Linked DNA regions of Homo sapiens: region 2 is linked to region 1. The links are chromatin contacts, found by Hi-C or POLR2A ChIA-PET in ENCODE. All regions are on one chromosome and are shown on one strand. Each heading gives the region's core, a stretch centred on a gene start or an enhancer-like site at or near the end of the contact. The rest is flanking DNA. Distances are from core to core; before and after follow the strand shown. Region 1 holds the start of CAMSAP2 (calmodulin regulated spectrin associated protein family member 2). Region 2 holds the start of TMEM9 (transmembrane protein 9).

The links. A loop is a pair of places that touch in the nucleus more often than their neighbours do. ChIA-PET counts read pairs that join two places held with the same protein, here RNA polymerase II (POLR2A). Pooled maps may share reads with other maps.
Region 2: a map of CD8-positive, alpha-beta T cell shows a loop between it and region 1 (30-fold over the local background). The contact joins the promoter of TMEM9 here to the promoter of CAMSAP2 in region 1. A Hi-C loop is called at or near these places in 3 of 168 maps with a recorded cell type or tissue (CD4-positive, alpha-beta T cell, CD8-positive, alpha-beta T cell and naive thymus-derived CD4-positive, alpha-beta T cell) and 7 of 50 pooled maps. POLR2A ChIA-PET finds 5 or more read pairs at or near these places in 1 of 52 experiments (activated T-cell).

Annotation. Positions count from the first base shown.
Region 1 is chr1:200,737,598-200,740,297 of GRCh38, reverse strand. It overlaps CAMSAP2 (calmodulin regulated spectrin associated protein family member 2), which reads right to left and starts at 1,405. Exons shown (of 17, transcript NM_203459.4): 1 at 332-1,405. The coding sequence starts at 470. RefSeq lists silencers at 596-665, 696-1,055 and an enhancer at 1,696-1,775.
Region 2 is chr1:201,153,112-201,155,811 of GRCh38, reverse strand. It overlaps TMEM9 (transmembrane protein 9), which reads left to right and starts at 1,338. Exons shown (of 5, transcript NM_001288565.2): 1 at 1,338-1,954. The coding sequence starts at 1,889. RefSeq lists a silencer at 1,262-1,541 and an enhancer at 1,952-2,101.

The DNA of each region.
Region 1 (2,700 bases), core at 156-2,655:
GAAATGTACGCAACACAATGAAGAAAATACCACAAATCAAAACCACTCTATGTAAAAACATAAAATTGCTCACTGGGGGATGGGGGGGACATTTTGCCATCCAATAAAAGGAATCTGGCCAAATCCCACCTGACCATTCACGTGCCCTTCATTGAAGACCAAACCTGCTTTCCTTATTTCTCCTTTCTTTCTCTTCCTAGCCTCCCATCATCTCCCTTAACCTGTACGAGAAGACAGGCACGGGGAGGGAGGGATTCGAGAATCGGGAACAAAAACCGAGATGTGGACCACATCAGGAGGAAGAGGGGAGGGAAAGGGTGACACCACTAACCTGTCCCAAAGGCTTTGGCCACCAGCCAGGCCAGATTGCAGGCGATTTTGGCCCTGGAGAAATCATAGTGGTCAAAAGGCTTGATGGCTGGAACAATGAACGTCTTTCTCATCTCCCTGGGGTCTGCAGCATCCCCCATCTTTCACCGCGGCTCCTCGGGATGTCCCGGCCCTAACCTTCACATGGCGTGGCCTCGCCACCACGGGGGTCGGGAGGGAGGGAGAAGCAAGCTCAAACCATCGGGGCCCGGGCGATGTCCGCCCGGGCGCCGACGGAGGAGAAGCTCAGCTGTCCGCGCCGCGCGCCTGCCGCCTCCCGCGGGAGCCGCCGCCGCCGCCGCCGCCGCTCCCGGGCATAGGAATGTGGCGGCGCCGTCTCCGTCCGTCCGTCCGCGCGAGGTCCGCCCCGTGCCCGCGCCCCTCCGAGCCACCCGCCCCGCGAGCCCGCGTGTGAGCGAGGCCGCCTCCCCTTTGTCTCGGTTTAGTCACACGGGCTTGGGGGAGGGTGGAGGCTGGAAGGGCCCGGAATTTTAAGGGAGGGGGGATGGGGGGAGCCTTCAACAATCACGTTGTGGAAAATGTCCCCGCCATCGCGATGCCCGCACGCCCTCGCCTCCCTCTCCCCTTCCCTCGGAGCGGGGAGACCCCTCAGGCCCCGGGTGGGCGGAGGGACGAGCAGGACGAGGGGGAAGCGCGGGGCGAGCTGGCCCACCCAGCGCAGCCCGGCCCCTGCCCGCCGGAGACGCAGCAGCGGAAAACGTCAAAATCACTGCGGCTCACAGGCCGCCGCCGGCCCGTCCCCTCCTCTGTGCTCCCTCCCGTCGCCGTCTCCTCCTTCCCCTGCCGCCGTCGCCGCTGCCGTCTCCCGGGTCTTCCTCCCTTGCTGACGGCGAAGGTGGTGGCCGGGGAGAGGCCGCGAATCCCAAGCTCTCAGTTCCTGTCTTATCAGTAATGTCCTTGTAATTTTTTCCTGCCCCCCTTTCTGCAGCTCGCTGGATCGTTCCCCCTCAGCCGCCGCCGCCGCCGCTGCGGTTTTCCGGCTGCGGCACTGGATGAAGGAGCAGATGCGGAGACTGAGCATGCGCCTTCGCGCGGCTCCGACCCACCCCCCCCAACCCCCGCCCCCGCCCCCGCCCCCTCCCCGCTTCCCTCCCGTCTCCGGCCCACTGAGCATGCCCAGCCTCGCTCCCCGCCCGCGCCCGGGATTCGGGGCGGCTGCCTTTTAATCATCGCTCTGGAGTACTCGCTTCAGTGGACATCCTCCACGTCCCTGGCTTTTGGCTGCTGCTGCCTGCACTGCTGAGAGAGGAAAAGGAAGGGAGGGAGGAGGGAGAGGCCTGGCAATAGCTTTCGTATTCTACTTACACAGTGCTTCATCGAAAAGAGTTGATATTTACTTAAAATGTTCATTATGTGACACACACTTTGCAGCGAACTTGACCTGCACTATCTCATTTAGCCCTCGCAATAATCCTGAGAGGTAGATGTCATTGCTGATTGTCCACGAAAGAGAGGTGGAGTTGATTAGGTCATACATGGAACTTAACCAGGATTGAGGATCTGTGGGGGCTCCAAACCTGTGTTAATTTCATGATATCGAGATATTTTCTTAACTCAGTGCTCTCCACTTAAATTTTATCTCTGAGAGGGCACACGTCCAACAATGCCTCCCCATTCTCTCAGAAAAGAGCATAAATTCTTTCACAAAACAAGCTAATGCCCTTTGTGATCTGGCATCTACAGGCCTTTATAGCTTCATTTTGTCAGAACTGCTCTCTATTTTCTTCAATGAGCATGCCTTCTCAGATCTCTACCTCCTTGCTCAGGGTGGTTCCTCTGTCCACCCAGCTTACTCCTACTGCACCTTCAAACTCCACAGTAGTCACTTCCTCCATGAAGCCTTCCCTGACAGCTGCTGACAACTTTCCAGTCAGGGCTGTCACACAGGTGCCTCCCCTGTTGTTCCCGGAGCACCCTGTTCTTATTTCTGTCGTAGCATCTGTCACATCGTGTGGCAATAATCAGTTACTTGTCGGTTTTTCCCATTGATGACATGATGACAGGGTATATCTCCAGCAGCTATACGGTGCCCAGCCCCATAGTATAATTGCTCAATTAATGGACTACATGTGAATATTATCAAAGTTAACACATACTGAGCTTACTTAAATCACTAGCTCCTCACGTCTCATTTTAATACATTATCTAATTTTATTTTTAAGTGATTGTTGTTGTTATTATTATTATTATTGAGACGGAGTCTTGTTAAGTCGCCCAGGCTGGAGAGTGGTGGCAAGATCTCAGCTCAGTGCAATCTCCACCTTTAGGGCTCAAGCGATTCTCCTGCCTCAGCCTCCTGAGTAGCTGGGA
Region 2 (2,700 bases), core at 89-2,588, 420 kb before region 1:
ATATTAATCCCATTTTATGGGCATGGAAACCGAGACTTCTGAAAGGATTCCAAAGACTTCCAAAGATCCAAAGGCGGTGTCCTAAAGGAAACCACCCAAATTCACACAACTAGGAAGGGAGGAACCAGGATTCCTGCCCTGGTCACTCTAGCTCCAAAGCCCCTGACCTTTGCATCACACTGCAGGCCTCCTGCCCCTGCCCCCTGCCAACTAGATTTAATTTAATTCTATAGAATTCAGTTTAGCAAACACTTCCTGAGCACCTACCAAACACAGGTCACTCTGCCAGGTGGCAAGGATATAAAGAGGAATAAGACATAAGCATAGGAGAGAGGAACACAAACTCAGTGGCCTCCAGATAAGTGCCCACCTCAGTTCACAGGGCCTGCGAGGGGCTTGATTCCACCTGGACCCAGCCCCTATGCTAATCCAGCCACCAACCTCAAGTTTGGGCCATATTGATACCCCTCCCACCCACCCCTAAGGAATCCCAACATATCAAAGCTGAAGGGGATCTTAGAATCCAACCGAATCATTTTACAGATAAGGGAAGTAAGGGAAGCTGAGGCCCAGAGAAGGGAGGTATCTTTTCCAGGCTAACACAGCTGCTTAGGGGGAGCGCCAGGGCCAAAGCCCCGGTGTCCTCACTCCGGGTCTGGTGCCCTGAATTCATATGACTCCCCTTTCCTTCACAGCTGGCAAGAAGTTCACATCTGCCACATAGCAGCCAGGGACCCTCACCCCTGCATCCTGGCCATGCACACTTTGCCCCATTTTGCCAGGCCCAGCACCAGCATGGGGTAGGGGGATCAGGCTGAGGACGCTGTTGTGCACACTCTTCACAGGCCCAGCCCACACCACCCATCGCCAACCCTAGATTTCTCCTTCTCAGAGGTGTGTGTAGGGGTAGAGACGTTGCCGCGCAGAAAGTCTTCTGCAGCAAAGACGTGGATCCCTAAATAACATTTCCAGATTTTGAATGAGGACAAAGCCCTTCAATCTCGTATCGTTTTTGTTGACGTTACTAGCTTACAGTGTATAAAGCGCTTTCTTTCTAAAACAGCAAGATGAAACAAGCTGAGTTTTATAATACAAGGAAGGGAGAAGCACCGCAGTGGGAGTTCTCAGGCCACACAAAGGCAAGACCCTTCCCCAGGAGTTTGGAAGGCTGACGTTCCCTTTTCTGGTTTGGTCGGGTTTGAGAAATGCCCGCCTCTCCCTTGCGCAAGAGTCTCCCCGCCCAGGTGAAGGCGGGTCTTGTTGCCATGGCGACAGCGCGGTCGGGTTAAGGGGCTGCTCTGGCAACCAATAGAAGCTAGGAGAGGGCGGGGACAACTGGGTCTTTTGCGGCTGCAGCGGGCTTGTAGGTTCGTGGACGCGGCATTGGGGGAGGGGACGGGGGTCGCGGGGCTATTGGGGGTCCCAGTCCGGCTTAAGACCTCTGGGCGTGGTGGGCACCGGCCTTCGCCGTCGGAGCAGGGGTCCCAGACTCGCACCCAAAAGTTCCCGTCGGGCCCGAGCGGGGAGGAGCTGCGGGGCGGGCAGAGGCGGAGATGGCGGAGGGCGGTGGGACGTGATGCGCGGGTCAGAGCCGGGCCTTGAGAAGGAACTGGAGGCCCCTGGCAGCGGTGTCCCCTCGAGGACCCCTCTGCCGGGCTCACCAGGTGGCTGGCGGAGAGCCGGAGAGTTGGGCGGGAGGGAAGCAGGGTTTGGCGACCAGGTTTAGCAGGCCTTGGAATCCTGGAGCCCAGCCCCCAACCCCATTCCCACTTGGCCGGATGGTTAAGGGCCTAGCGTGCTGGCTGCGGTGTGGCCACCTTCCCCTTCTCCGACTCCGTATCTCTTTTTCCAGGTGTCCGGCTTTGCTGGCCCAGCAAGCCTGATAAGCATGAAGCTCTTATCTTTGGTGGCTGTGGTCGGGTGTTTGCTGGTGCCCCCAGCTGAAGCCAACAAGGTGAGGGAGGTGAGCCTGCAGCACCTGGTCACGACCACAGTGCACGGCCACCCTGTCTACAGGGCTGACTCAGAGGTAGCCAGCTGCTCCTTAAGCCTGCCTCTCACTCACCTATGGGCCATACTTCTTTTAGTGGTCTTCCTTCAGGTTCAAGGCTGCTGGCCTCCCTAAGGATAGTGCGGGTGAGGAGTGAGGAAGGGTGGGGCACAGAGCACTGGCTCACTCTGATCAGACAGATCAGTGGTGGACTTCCAGCAAGGAAGTTTGGAGAAGTTATCTAAGTTCTCCATACCTTCCTTTGCTTTGGACCAAAGTATGTTTTGTTTCAGATATTTTTGGATTTGGGAGTATTTGCACATAAAAAATGAGCTATCTTGGGGAGGGGACCTAAGTCTAAACCTGAAGTTCGTTTATGTTTCATATATGCTGTATATACATAGCCCGAAGGTAATTTTATACAATATTTTCAATAATTGTGTGCATGAAACAAAGTTTATCTACACTGAACCATCAGAAAGCAAAGGCGTCACTATCTCAGGCACCCATGTGGATAGTCTGGTTGGTTGGCATCACCACCATTCCTGACAATGAATTTATATGCTACCGATAAATATTTTCTTACGTTACACATAAGTTCTTAACGGTAAAAAAATATGATGTACTATTAACACAGTGAAAATAAATGATGTGTTCAGGGTAACTAAGCACAGTAGCATCACCAGAATACCTGTATCAGCTGTTAGACA